Regions from separate parts of the Homo sapiens genome. Here region 1 is linked to region 2. A link is a contact called in ENCODE POLR2A ChIA-PET data. All regions are on one chromosome and are shown on one strand. Each heading gives the region's core, a stretch centred on a gene start or an enhancer-like site at or near the end of the contact. The rest is flanking DNA. Distances are from core to core; before and after follow the strand shown.

What was found. ChIA-PET counts read pairs that join two places held with the same protein, here RNA polymerase II (POLR2A).
Region 1: POLR2A ChIA-PET joins it to region 2 with 12 read pairs in naive thymus-derived CD8-positive, alpha-beta T cell. The contact joins the promoter of LINC00905 here to the promoter of ADGRE3 in region 2. POLR2A ChIA-PET finds 5 or more read pairs at or near these places in 2 of 52 experiments (naive thymus-derived CD4-positive, alpha-beta T cell and naive thymus-derived CD8-positive, alpha-beta T cell).

The regions. Positions count from the first base shown.
Region 1 is chr19:16,030,676-16,037,750 of GRCh38, forward strand. LINC00905 (long intergenic non-protein coding RNA 905) reads left to right here and starts at 3,038. Exons shown (of 5, transcript NR_024335.2): 1 at 3,038-3,153; 2 at 3,805-4,337; 3 at 4,796-5,047; 4 at 5,213-5,342. It also overlaps the pseudogene SNX33P1. RefSeq lists an enhancer at 4,422-4,923.
Region 2 is chr19:14,671,472-14,677,955 of GRCh38, forward strand. It overlaps ADGRE3 (adhesion G protein-coupled receptor E3), which reads right to left and starts at 3,373. Exons shown (of 16, transcript NM_032571.5): 1 at 3,275-3,373. The coding sequence starts at 3,299.

The DNA of each region.
Region 1 (7,075 bases), core at 1,788-4,287, 1.4 Mb after region 2:
ACTCCATTTCGCGGTCTGCTAAGTTACGGGCGCCTTCCCAGACACTGGCATTAACCGCTTGACCAAGGAGCCCTCATGCGGCCCTTATGCAGGCGTGACAGAGGGTTCACCTCTTGCCTTCTAGGTCACTTCTCACATTGTCCCTTCAGCACCTGACCCTCTCTACTCGTCGGTTATTCCTAGGTTATATTAGTAATGCAACAAAGAGTAATATTAAAAGCTAATGATTAATAATGTTTATATTAATGATTGATAATTGTCCATGATCATCTCTGTATCTAATTTGTATTATGACTATTCTTATTCTAACTATTTTCTTTATTATACTGAAACAGTTTGTGCCTTCAGTCTCTTGCCTCGGCACCTAGGTAATCCTTCGCCCACATCTGGGGACAGTCCTCATGTGTTCCTAAGCTCAGCCTCGAGGGTCCTGGGCTGGTCACCTCACCGCATCTGCACTGTGTCTCTAGATCCAGACTCCACGGGAAGGGCTTGGGATGCCTAGCACAAAGGATGCCTGGTGTGACAAACATCCCTCCATTCCCTGGACTGCAGCTCAGCAAAAGGTCCAGGTGGTGCCATGCCAATTTACTGTCCCTTTGAGATGAGCCCATAGGGCCTTGTGGGGGGCGAGTGTGAAGCTGGGCGCCTGGAGCCTAAGGCCAGCTGTCCCTCCCTGTGTCCTGGAGGAGGGGCCCTGTCCCAAAAAGACCCTCAGGGGCCTGGCCTGTGAGTGCAGATGTGGGGAGGGGAGAGTCTGTGGGCTGAGTGGGGGCCACAGGAACGGACTTTGAGCACCATGGCTGAGGGGCCTGGTCAGTGGGAACCTGGACATTGTGGCCTGGTCAGCCGAGGCCTGGTCTGGTCAGTGGGGACCTGGACCTTGTGGCTTGGTCAACAGGGGCCTTGTCAGTGGGACCTGGACATTGTGGCCTGGTCAGTGGGGGCCTTGTCAGTGGGACCTGGACATTGTGGCCTGGTCAGCGGGGGTCTGATCAGTGGGAACCTGGACATTGTGGCCTGGTCAGCTGAGGCCTGGTCAGTGGGTACCTCGACCTTATGGCTTGATCAACAGGGGCCTTGTCAGTGGGACCTGGACATTGTGGCCTGCTCAGCGGGGCCTGATCAGTAGGACCTGGACATTGTGGCCTGGTCAGCGGGGGCCTTGTCAGTGGGACCTGAACATTGTGGTCTGGTCAGTGGGGGCCTGATCTGTGGGACCTGGACATTGTGGCCTGCTCAGCGGGGCCTGATCAATGGGACCTAAACAATGTGTCCTAGTCAATGGGGGCCCGGTCAGCGGAGGCTTTGTGAATGGGGACACGGTCCTTGGGGACATAGTCAGAAAACACCTAGTAAATGGGGGTGTTGTCAGCAGGGACCTGCTCGGTGAGGATCTGGTCTGTGGGAGGCCTGGTCAGCTGTGGCCTGGTCAGAGGGGACTGATCATGGGTCCTCGAGTTAAGGACTTAGTCACTTGGCACCTCATCAGTGAGGACCTGGTCAGTGGGCGCCTGGTCAGCGGAAGCTGGGTCAGTGTGATCTGATTATTGGGGGTCTGGTCTATGGGGACCTAGTCATTGGAAACCTGGCCACTGGAGCCTGTTCAATAGAAAGGTGGTCAGTGGAAGCCTGGCAGTGAGGGCCTGGTCGTTGGGCTCCTGGGTAGTGGGGCCTAGTCAGTAAAGGTCTATTCAGTAAGGACATGGTCAGTTGGAATTTTCTTAGTTGGGGCCCAGTCAGTGGGGACCTGGTCAGCGAGGGCCTAGTCAGTGGGACTTGGTCAGTAGGGACCTGGGCACTGGAGTCCTGGGTAGTGGGGCCTAGTCAGTAAAGGTCTGGTCATTCAGGGCCTGGTCAGCCAGAACCTCATCTGTTGGGGCCGTGTCAGTGAGCTCTAGTCAGTGGGGACCTGGCAATGGAAGCCTCATCAGTGGGTCTTGGATAGTGAGGCCTAGTCACTGGAGGACTGGTCAGTGGGGACTTGGGTAAGGGGGCCTGGTCCCTAAAGGTCTGGTCATTAAGGACCTGGTCAGTTGGAACCTTGTCACTTTGGGCCCGGTCAGTGGGACCTGGTCTGAGGGGGTCTTGTCAGTTGGGCCCAAGTCAGTGGGAGTCTCATCAGTGGGGCCTGGCTAGTGGGGCCTGGTCAGTGGAGGTTTGGTCAGTGGGGTCCTGGTAAGTTGGAGCCTCATCAGTGGGGACCTAGTCAGTGGGGACTTGTCAATGGGACCTGGTCAGGGGACCCTTGTTAGAAGGAGCCTGGTCAGTGGGGCCTAGGTAGTGAAACCTGGCCACTGGGGGCCTGGAGAGCTGGGGCCTGCTCAGTGGGACCTGGTCAGTGTTGGATGTGGTTAGCGGGGCCTCATCAACTGGGGCCTGGCCAGTGGGACCTGGTCAATGGGAGCTTGGTCACTGAGGTCCTGGTTTGTGGGGTCTAGTCAGTAAGGGTCTATTCAGAGAGACTTGGTTAGTAGGGACCTGGTCTTTGAGGCCCTGGAGAGTGGGGCCTATTCAGTAAAGGCCTGGATCACTGGGGTCCTGGTTAGTGAGGCCTAGTCAGTAAAGGTCTGGTCACTGAGGACCTGGTCAGTCAGAACCTTGTCGGTTAAGGACCTGGTCAGTTGGAACCTTGTCAGTTGGGCCCAGTCACTGGGGGCCTGGTCAGTAGGGACATGGTTAGTGAGGACCTGGTCAGTGGGGGCCTTGTCAGTTGGGCCAAGTCAGTGGGAGTCCTGGGTAGTGGGGCCTAGTCAGTAAAGGTCTGGTCATTAAGGACCTGGCCAGTCAGAACCTCGTCAGTTAAGGACCTGGCCAGTCAGAACCTCGTCAGTTAAGGACCTGGCCAGTCAGAAGCTCGTCAGTTAAGGACCTGGCCAGTCAGAACCTCGTCAGTTAAGGACCTGGCCAGTCAGAACCTCGTCAGTTAAGGACCTGGCCAGTCAGAACCTCGTCAGTTAAGGACCTGGCCAGTCAGAATCTCGTCAGTTAAGGACCTGGCCAGTCAGAACCTCGTCAGTTAAGGACCTGGCCAGTCAGAATCTCGTCAGTTAAGGACCTGGTCAGTTGGGTCCAGTCAGTGGGGGCCTGGTCAGTGGAGACCTAGGCCATCAGTGGGTCCTGGATAGTGAGGCCTGGTCATTGGGGTCCTGGGTAAGTAGGGTCTGGTCAGTGAAAGTCTCATTGATGAGGCCTAGTTAGTGGGGTCCAGGCAGTGAGGGCCTCATCAGGGGGACCTAGTCAGTGAGTCAGTGAGGGCTTGGTGAGTGGGGGCCTCGTCAGTGGGGCCTTGTGCCTGGTGAGTGTGAACCTGGTCTTCAGGGGCCTGGTCAGCAGGTGACTGATCAGTAGGGGTCAGTGCAGCCCTGGCCAGTGGCTGCCTGATCATTGGACCTAATCCATCGGGGCCTGGCAGAGGTGGGGGAGGGGTGAGGGGGGGTGGCTGTCAGTGGGGCCTGGTCAGTGACATCCTGGTCAGCAGGCTCCTAGTCAGAGGGAGCCCAATCAATAAACCTGGTCATCGGGGGCCTGGTCAGTGAAAACTTGGTCGGCAGGGTTGGTCAGTGTGTCCTGGATATTGGGGATTGGTCAATGGGGGACCAGGTCGGTGGAGACCTGGTCATCGGGGCCCATTTAGTGAGGGCCAGGTCATGGAAGGCCCGGGTGATGGGGCCCTGGTTGCCTGGTCAGTTGGACCTGGTCATCCCAGGACTGATCCTCAGGGAACACTCTGACTTCACCAGGCTCCCCTGACCATGCCAGTCCCTGGCCTGCAGCCAATGGTGTCCTTTGTGTCTCTCCCAGCACAGACCCAGGCCCAGGGGATGCCCAATGCTGGGAGGAGGCTCAGACAGCAGGAAGGAGAGAAGGAAGGAAGGAACTTCCGTAGTACCGATGCCTACAAAATTACAACACGTGGTGCTGTTTCTACTCCATCACCATGTTCGCTCTTTATTTCCTATGTAATTCTCTATTCAACCGGCCTCAGTTGAGCACAAAACCATCCTTGTACCACCATGAATAGTTGGCCATGGCTCTTTGATAGCAATTTTTGTTCTGCCGTAGAAATTATCCTTGAACCAGAAAAAAAAATCCCCAATTCAACACTCCATTTTTGTGAAGAGCTGGTTCCGAATTCTGGGTCACTTTTTGGAAAAAATATCTGTTGTGGTAAACAGTGCTGCATCTGTGATCTCAAGTCTCTACTGGAATTGGATAGAGATGGTGAATTTCAGCCAGAGCGCCCAAAGAACTCGTGTCCCGCGCTCCTGAACGCCATCAGCCGCCGCACCTCCATCTTCCCTCCTCCCACGAGTCTCCTGCTCCCCGTGACTCTGGTAAGAGCTCCTCTGTGAACGTGGAGGTGGTCTGGGAAGTTGGCCCAGTGCTCCTGGGACCGCACTAACAGGTCCGAGACGGGGTCCAGGTCCTGCCTGGGCCAATCCGGGAAGAGCTTGCCAATGGCATCACAGGCACCTCGGGGAAGGGGATGGTTTGGTTCAGGACCACCCAGAGGCCTGCTGGGCCCACTCCAAGGCCTGGCTGAGGCCACAGAAGGGCTGGCCGCCTGCTGATGCTCCTTCTTGAAGCCCCTCACCTGCTGGCAGTGAGCTCCATGCCCTGTGGCTGAGCAGCAGCGCTGTTGTCCACCTTCCTGGGCAAGCATCTGCAGCTATCCATCTTGCTCTCCACCTCCTGCAGGTTGAGGGCAGTGGTGGGGGTAGTGCTCAGGGTCAGGAAGGAGCTGACCCCCACCATGCCACCCTTCTCACCCTTCCTCTTGCCCTGTTTCCAGGCCTCCTCGCAGTGTTGCTGGGCCACGTCAGGAAGTGCTGGAGGACGTGGCATTGCACCAACACCAGGCGGCCAGCCGTGTGGCTCATCCCGCAAATCAGGCTCTTCCTGTGCATGGAGATGGAGTCCCTCTGGAGGCAGCCCGTGGCCCTGTTCTCGGGCAGGTGGAGCATGGAGACGACTGGGAACTTCACTAGACACGCATCCAGCCGGTTCAAGGGCTTGTCGCGCCGTGCACCAGCTTGCAGGAGAAGTAGGTCTTTATGTCCTTGAACTTGTTCTACTGAGTGGTGTCGCCAGCGGTGCACTGGGTTCTCCTGCCACTTGGGGCCATGGGGTAGGGGTTTTCCTGCCACTTGGGGCCATGGGGCCAAGCACCAACAGCACCATGCACACAGCTTGTCCCTGTCTTTCACAGAGCCCAACGCCTCGCCAAGCACGAAGGCCTCCCTTCCCGACTTGATGAAGGCAGAGTAGCGGTTGAGGTTGCGGCTCACAGTGACCGAGCTCCTGCCCACGTGGGGACCCAGGGAGCCGTCGAGCTCCAGGTATGCACCTCTGCCCAGTGCACCTGGATCGTTCACCGTCATGGAGCTGCCATCCCACTTGTCGTCCCAGTCATCATCACTGCCCTAGCTGGCCTAGTTGCCACCAAGGAGCTGCTGAGGCCACGGCTTCAGGGCATCCCTACCGCCTGGAAATCCTGCGCTGGCTGCTGGAAGGCACTCTGTGGTGGCACCAGCTGCGGCTGCAGTAGCAGCTGGAAAGCACTGAGAGATGGCTTCAAGGAGGCAGGCAGTGCACCGGGCAGGGCCTTGAAACCTCTGGGTGGTACAATGGCCATGGCACAGTGGGTCAAGGCACAGGGGCAGCCATGGCGCGCTGGGCCAGTCCAGGGTTGCAGACCACTTGCACTGCAGATATAAGGCCAGGGTTGCTGAGGCCATGAGCCCCTGCGAGTCAGCCCTTGATGTCCTGCTCACTACACAGGCTCAGCACTTCATGTTCTCATAGATCACTCTCAAATTTTCTGCCATCAAGTGGTACAGCAACTGAATCCACAGTGCCATGGGTTCCCTGCGTGGTCATCCTGGCCACTGTGGAGGCACGTGACACCTCTAGTTCCCCTCCCCTCCCAGGGCTCAGGTTGAGGCCAGGCCCCTCTGGTCCTAGGAAGTGTGCCCTGAGGGTGGGGCTCTGTCCTGCAGGTTGAGTCAGAGGCCGCAAGGCACGCTACTGATGGCTAGGGCTGCAGGGGTGCCACACTCACCCCTCTCTGGGGAAGTCTTAGAGTGAACGGCGTTCTCATTAGAGATGACTTCCCAAGGCCCAAGAGCCATCTAGGGCTGTGGAGCAGCTAGCCGGGTGCTGCCCTAACTCCTTCCACACCGGGCTGGTCACTGCCCTCCAAGAGGAGTCGGATGCAGGTGCCATTGTGTAGAGAAATGTCTCTGGATCTGCCTCTTGGTTATCATGGGGCACAGTAGTTTCTGGTGTCTGGGCTCTGATGAAGCCGTTTAGCCGATCCAGGGCAGATGTGGAAGTGACAGGAGCTCAGCATCCCTGTTCAAGGTCATACCACAGGAAACACAAGCCCCCAACGCCAGCCTGCTCCATCGGAAGCTTTGGCATGGAATTCCACCAGAGGTACCGCCAGTTCACCCAAGGTCTGTCTTGAGCTAGGGACGGCCTGGCCACACCCTGAGCCCCGGAGGTTCCCAGAGAGCAACCTTCTGCCCTGGGCGCTGCAGAAACCCCCTTTTCATGCCACTGGGCCTTGGCCTCGGGGACAGCCTGGCCAGGCTAGGGTAAGGGAGGACCAGGCTCCCATTCCAGAGGAGTCGCCTGCATGTGCTGCTGGAGCTGGGCGGGTGGGCCGGGGAGGGCCAGCCCATCCCCCTTGCAGAGAGGCTCAATGCTGGGAAATACCCGAAGAGCCCTGGGTGCTGGGGTCCCTCCCTTAAGTTTGCCTGAAGAGAATGCAGATGAACCCAGCCTCTCCACCAAACCCATCAGATGTTGTCGCAGGGCCAGGTTCTGCACATCTGGGTCTCTGGAGTCCTTGGGGCCCCTCTGTCCTCCACCCTAGCCTGACACAGAGGACACCCCTGCAGGCTGCAGATCCCAGAGCAAGGGGTGTGTGCAGCTGCCTGGGTATCCCCCCTGGGACAGGTAACACAGGCTTTAGGCTGGCTTATGCCTCGTATCCTCATCCCAGGGCTGTGGGGCCGGGGATGCAGCCCTGATTAGGAGCTCAGGTGGGAAGAAGCTCTCACTGTCA
Region 2 (6,484 bases), core at 2,123-4,622:
ATTATATTAGGCCCCCTGGAAAATTCAGGGTACTACCCCCATATTAAGATTCTTATCTTAATCAACATCTGCAAAGTTTCTTTTACCATGTAAGGTAACATATTAACAGGTTCCAGGGATTAGGATGTGGATGTCTCTGGGGGGACTGTTATTTTTCTTCCTGTAATTCTCACCCTTCCCCCAAGAAGATGCCAGGTCTGGTTTGTGATCAGTTACTTATGCAATTGCATTCACAGAACATTTTGAATATTCTCAGCTGGGCTTAATGTCAGGCTGATGTTTCCTTTAAAGTCCCCTTCCTTCTACATTTTTTATTTTTATTTTTATTTTTTTGAGGCAGGTTCTTTTTCTGTTGCCCCGGTTGGAGTGCAGTGGTGCAATCATACCTCACTGTAGCCTTGAACTCCTGGGCTACATGCATGAGATACCACTTGTGGCCAATTAAAAAAAATTTTTTTGGTAGAGATTGGGTCTTGCTGTGTTGACCGAGCTGGTCTTGAACTGTTGGCCTCAAGTGATCCTCCTTCTGTGGCCTCCCAAAGTGTTGGCATTATATGCGTGAGGCACTTTCTTCTTTTGTATATACATGAATGTGTAGCAGCCACACAAACCTTACGCCTGCCCAAATGATGACTAGCTCACAGGGCCAACTGATAAACCATATGGCTGAATAGTGTTACCCTGTTCCTAAAACTCAGGCAGTCTGGGGGACCATCATGTTTCCTTAAGACTAGTCTTTAGTCTAACCAGCAAGCCTGTACTCACTAATTTGGGCAAAGGTCTTAAGTTAGGGTTTCTGAAGAGTCATCGGTGTGTCAGAATCCCAGAGTTCTAAGAAACTTTAGAAATCATCCACTGACTTATTTTGTAGATGAGGAAACAGGTCCCCTGGGGTTAAGTGGCTGGCACACTAGTTGGGCAAATTTGGGTAAGTTGTTTAACTTCTCTAAGCTTCCTTATGTGAAATAGGGTGGCAGTATGACCTACTTTGTGGGGTTTTGGAGATGACCTAAATGAGGGACTGTGTAGAGCACAATGTCAGGCAGGAAGTCCTCCACTGATACTGGCTGCCTCTGTCACCATCTGACTTCCTCCTTTCCCATTTGGATGCTTTTTCTTTCTCTCTTTTTGCCTAATTGCTCTAGCTTGCTGCCTATATTATCATTTGAGCTCTGTTGCTCAGGCTGGAGTGCAGTGATGCAATCACAGCTCATTGTAACCTTGAACTCCTGAGCTCAAGCGATCCTCCCACCTCAGCCTCCAGGGTAGCTGGGACTGCAGGTGTGTGCCACCATGACTGGCTAATTTTTTTTTTTAATGTTTCTTGGAGACAGAGTCTTGCTATGTTGCTCAGTCTGGTCTTGAACTCCTGGCTCAAGCAATCTTCCCGCCTTGCCTTCCAAAGCTTTGGGATTATAGGTATGAGCCTCCATGCCCAACCCTGGAATCCTAATTCTTGACCCAATGCTCATATCATCACCCTTGCCTGTACCATCCAGTGATATGGGCTAAAAGTTCCTGGATAACCAAAATTCACTAATAATCCACCTCAGAAGTGTGGAGGACTCTGTCTCCAGTTGCAAAAAGGCAGGCTTCTTTCACATTTGATTCCACATATACTGAAACACCTCTTATATATAAGATGCTATGCTAGGGGTTGCAAAGGTGAGGGAGACATGGCATTAGGATTTAAGTGTAGCTTGTATTATTTTGATAGAATTTACAGCCTATCAGCTGCCTCTGCAGCAGAATAGCTGTGAGGCTTTGAGAAATTCACAGAACCTCTCTATGATGCAATTTCTTATCTGTAATGTGCAGATGCTATGTGACAATGTAAAGCAATTTAAGCCTAATGCCAGGCTAAAGTAGCTGCTTAATAAATGTAAGCTTTGATTGATATTGGGACTATCAATATTGTTAATTCATCTGGAGCTGGAAAGATGGATGGGATTTCATCCGTACAGAGATGGTGGTTGAAGCCATGGAATTAGGAGATTCCCATAGGGAGAGGGAGTAGAAAAACAGAAGATCCCAGTAAGGATCCTGTGGGAGGAGCATTATAGCAAAGATCTGGAGACAGATGGTTTGGATTCAAATCCCAGCTCTCTTATTTACTAGCTGTGTGATGTTGGACAAATAACATAACCTGTGCCCCAGTTTTCTTATCTGTAAGATGAGGATACCCCATGAGCATACTGATGATGCAACAGATTAATACATGTAAGGTGCATAGTGAGTTTTCAAAAATGTTGGTTATCATTATTTTCTTTGTATAAATTTATGGGATACAAGTGTAATTTTGTTACACGCATAGATTTCATAGTGGTGAAGTCAGGGCTTTTAGAGTATCCACCATCCAAATGATGTACATTGTAACCATTAGGTAACTTCTTATTTTCCACTGTCCTTCTACTCCCTCAGCCTTCCCAGTCTTCATCGTCTATCATTCTACTCTCTATGTCCATGTGTCCACATTATTTAGCTCCCACTGATAAACAAGAACATGAGGCATTTGTCTTTTGGTGTTTGAGTTATTTCACTTAATATAATGACCTCTAAAATTAATAATAAAATTATCATTTATTTTCTTGTCACAGGAAAATGATAAAGGAGGGAGAAGAAAGAATAGCAAGAGAAAAAGGAAAAAAGTCAGGGCAGGGCTAGTTTGCAGAAGTTATCAAGAAGGAGAAGACATCAATTAGAAAACAAAACTTGCCAAGAGGAAGATGAACAACGTATTAGAGACCGGGTGCGGTGGCTCATGCCTGTAATCCTAGCACTTTGGCAGGCTGAGGCGGGTGGATCACCTGAGGTCAGGAGTTCGAGACCAGCCAGGGCAACATGGTGAAACCCCATCTCTACTAAAAATACAAAAATTAGCCAGGTGTGGTGATGTGTGCCTGTAATCCCAGCTACTCAGGAGGCTGAGGCAGGAGAATCACTTGAACCCGGGAGGCAGAGGTTTCAGTGAGTCAAGATTGCGCCACTGCACTCCAACCTGGGTGACAGAGTGAGATTCTGTCTCAAAAAACAAAACAAAACAAACAAACAAAACAAACAAAAAACCAAGCTACTAGATTGGATAGGAACATTTTAGGGATATTCGAGAGCATACTTTGAATAGGGTAGTCAGGAAGGAAACCACACTCCAAAGGGAAAAGGTGAGAGTGTTCAGAGCAGAAGAAAGAGGAGGAGAAAATAACCAATTGTTGAACCAAGTGGTCCCTGACTGGGGGATAGGTTAAGCCTCAGTCATTGTTACAGTCACACATACCTGGAAGAAGCAATGGTCCCTGCATTTCTGTGGTACGGGTATCCCACGCCAGCCAGCCCTGGAAGCTCTCTACTGTGCCGTAAGCCAACCACCTTTCCTAGCTCAAGAAATCCCATGAGAATTGAAGTATGTATCTTAGGTCAGCTGACTCATGAAATTGCTATCAGAAAAGCAAACTGCTTCCCCTCTTTCGCCATCAGACTCATGGTTCTGCTTTTCGTTTATTTGCTGTACCTTTTCTGCCTAGCTATTGTTGATCACCTTTGGGATGATTGAGTTGGTAAACCCTAACGAGGAAATGCCCTGAAAGTTACATCACATTGTCTGAGGATTAGGAAGTGCCTTTGGGGCCAAAATAAATCTTAAATAAGCCTGTGGCTTTGAGGTGAGTAAACCAGATTTTAGGGTGTCTGTGTTGGTATCTGAAGTTTCCAGAGGAGTCATTTTAACATATCTTTCTCTTCCCCCAGTAGATGATACTTACTGGTTATGATTGCTGAGCCATAAGAAGTTAAGAGTCCCAAAGTCTCATAGAAGGTAATACATTATTTGGTTATTTGGACCAACCCTAACCAGTCACAGGACTTGGGAGAAAAAGTCTGTAAATCTACCCTTCCTCCAGCAAATATTTATTTATTTATTTATGTGGGTCTTGCTCTGTTACCCAGGCTGGAGTGCCGTGGCACAATCATAGCTCACTGCAACCTCAAACTCCTGGGCTCCAGCGATCCTCCCACCTCAGTCCTCTGAATCGTTAGGACTACAGGTGCATGCCACCACGCCTGGCTAATTTTTTTTAGTTTTTATTTTTTTTTTTGAAGAGAGACAGGGCCTCGCTTTGTAGCCCAGGCTTGTCTTGAATTTCTGGGCTCAAGCAATCCTTCTGCCTCAGTCTCCCAGTGTTGAGATTACCGGTGTGAGCCACTGCACCCGGCTCCCCTGCTTAAAACTCTTCTGAAGCTCTTCATTAGACTTAAAACACCAGACTTCCTACTGAAGCAGTGTTGTTGTCTGGGGTTCATCCTCTCATGCCAAGTAAATCAAGGATGCGGATGCACAAGAAGTGAATTTAAGGCCGAGCACTGTGGCTCACCCTTGTAATCCCAGCACTTTGGGAGGCTGAGACGGGCGGATCACCTGAGGTCAGGAGTTCAAGACCAGCCAAGCCAACATGGTGAAACCCTGTCTGTACTAAAAATACAAAAATTAGCTGGGCATGGTGGCGCATGCCTGTAATCCCAGCTACTCGGAAGGCTGAAGCGGGAGAATTGTTTGAACCCGGGAGGCAGAGGTTGCCGTGAGCGAAGATTGCGCCAGTTCCTTCCAGCCTGGGTGACAGAGTGAGACTTCATCTAAAAAAAAAAAAAAAAAAGTGAGTTTCAGAGCAGAAGTTTAACAGGCAAGAGAAGAGAAAAAAGAGAAAAGCTCTATCCTGCAGAGAGAGAGGGGCTCCCAAGTGAGTCTTCTGGTCTCGTGGTGAAATACATGGGGTTTTATAGCCGAGCTTGAGGAGGAGCTGTCTGATTTACACAGGAACCGAGAGATTGGTCGGACTGGGTGTGCTGTTTGCATAGCACGCAAAGAAGCTGGCCGCCCCATCCTCATCTTTTACTATGCAGATGGGGTCTCTACCTGGCTGGCACTATGTTGCCTGCTTTTTTACTGCACACGTGGTGATAAAGAAAAGGGAACATGGTGAAACCCCGTCTCTACTAAAAATACAAAAAATTAGCCGGGCGCGGTGGCGGGCGCCTGTAGTCCCAGCTACTCGGGAGGCTGAGGCAGGAGAATGGCGTGAACCCGGAAGGCGGGGCTTGCAGTGACCCGAGATAGCGCCACTGCAGTCTGGCCTGGGCGAAAGAGCGAGACTCTGTCTCAAAAAAAAAAAAAAAAAAAAAAAAGGGAAGAGGGAACCTCCATGTTGAACATGCCTGCCCCCAGGAAGCCTTTTCCTATTGGCACAGCCGCTGCATTTACCTTTGCAAACTTCCAGCTTGCTTATTTATGTTTGTAGCTCGATTTTGCAGACTGCTCTTTGTCGTGGTGGTGATGATGATGATGGTGATAATAACGGTTGTGGTGGTGATGGTGGTAATCATGGTAGTGGCAGGAGTGATGGTGGAGCTATAGGTGGTGGTGGTGACGATGAAGGAAGGGATGATGGTGATGATGACGATGGTTGCGATGATGGTGAAGATGATGAAAGTGACGGTGATGGTAGTAGCGATGGTGATGGTTACATTATGGTGATATTTTCAGAGATGGTGGTGATGATGGTGATTGAAGGTGACAGCTGCAGTGAAGGTGATTGTTGTGGTGATGGTGACGAAGGCTGTGATAGCAGTGGTGATAATGATGGGGTGAAAATAGCAAAGGTGGTGGTTATATTGGTAGTGGAGGTAAAGACGAAAAGAAATGATTTTGGGGCTGCTTTTTGTTAACAGGGAAGCCTTACTGAGGACTCTCTTACCCTCACCAGTTGCCTGAATAATATCTTTTTAGCTCTTGTATCACTAGATACAACAGGAACAAAAAGGAACAAACAAACAGGCAAACAAACAAAAAAACCACTGCAAGAAAGTAGCCCTGGTGGCAACTGAAGACACGGTCATGGATTAAATCATTTAGGGAGAGATTATAGAGTGGAAAAAGAACCCTGAGTAATTCATTTAAAAACTCAGGCAATGTTAATTTGTGCAAAGGCAATAGAAAAAAATTAAAAAAAATAAAGGAATGGAGAGGCAGCTAATAGAGGAGACAGGACGAGAATGGCCAGAGAGATGAGGGGTGGGGGTGGGAAATGAATGGAGTATGGTATTATGGAGGTAAAGGAAAGAGATCACACTGAATTAAGACTGAAAGACACCCACAGGAGAGAGCTGCAAGGGGGTTGTTTGTATTCTTAGCATGAACAATTACAGTAGTGAAGGTGGTGGTGGTGGTGATGATGCTGATGCTGATGATAGCGGTTGTGGTGGTGGTTGTTATATATAAAGTTTCGGTGACGTGAAAGAAATAGCACTTGAATATAAAATTTTCCTTTTAATTCTCAGCAAGGCAAGTTACTTCAATATAGAAGGGTGTGCCCTTACAGATGGAACAGTGGCGAGCGCACATTCGGACATGGGAGGGGAAGGGGTTCTTATCCCTGACTCAGGTGGCCCCTGCTGCTGTGTCGTTCCCCTATTGGCTAGGATTAGACCGCGCAGG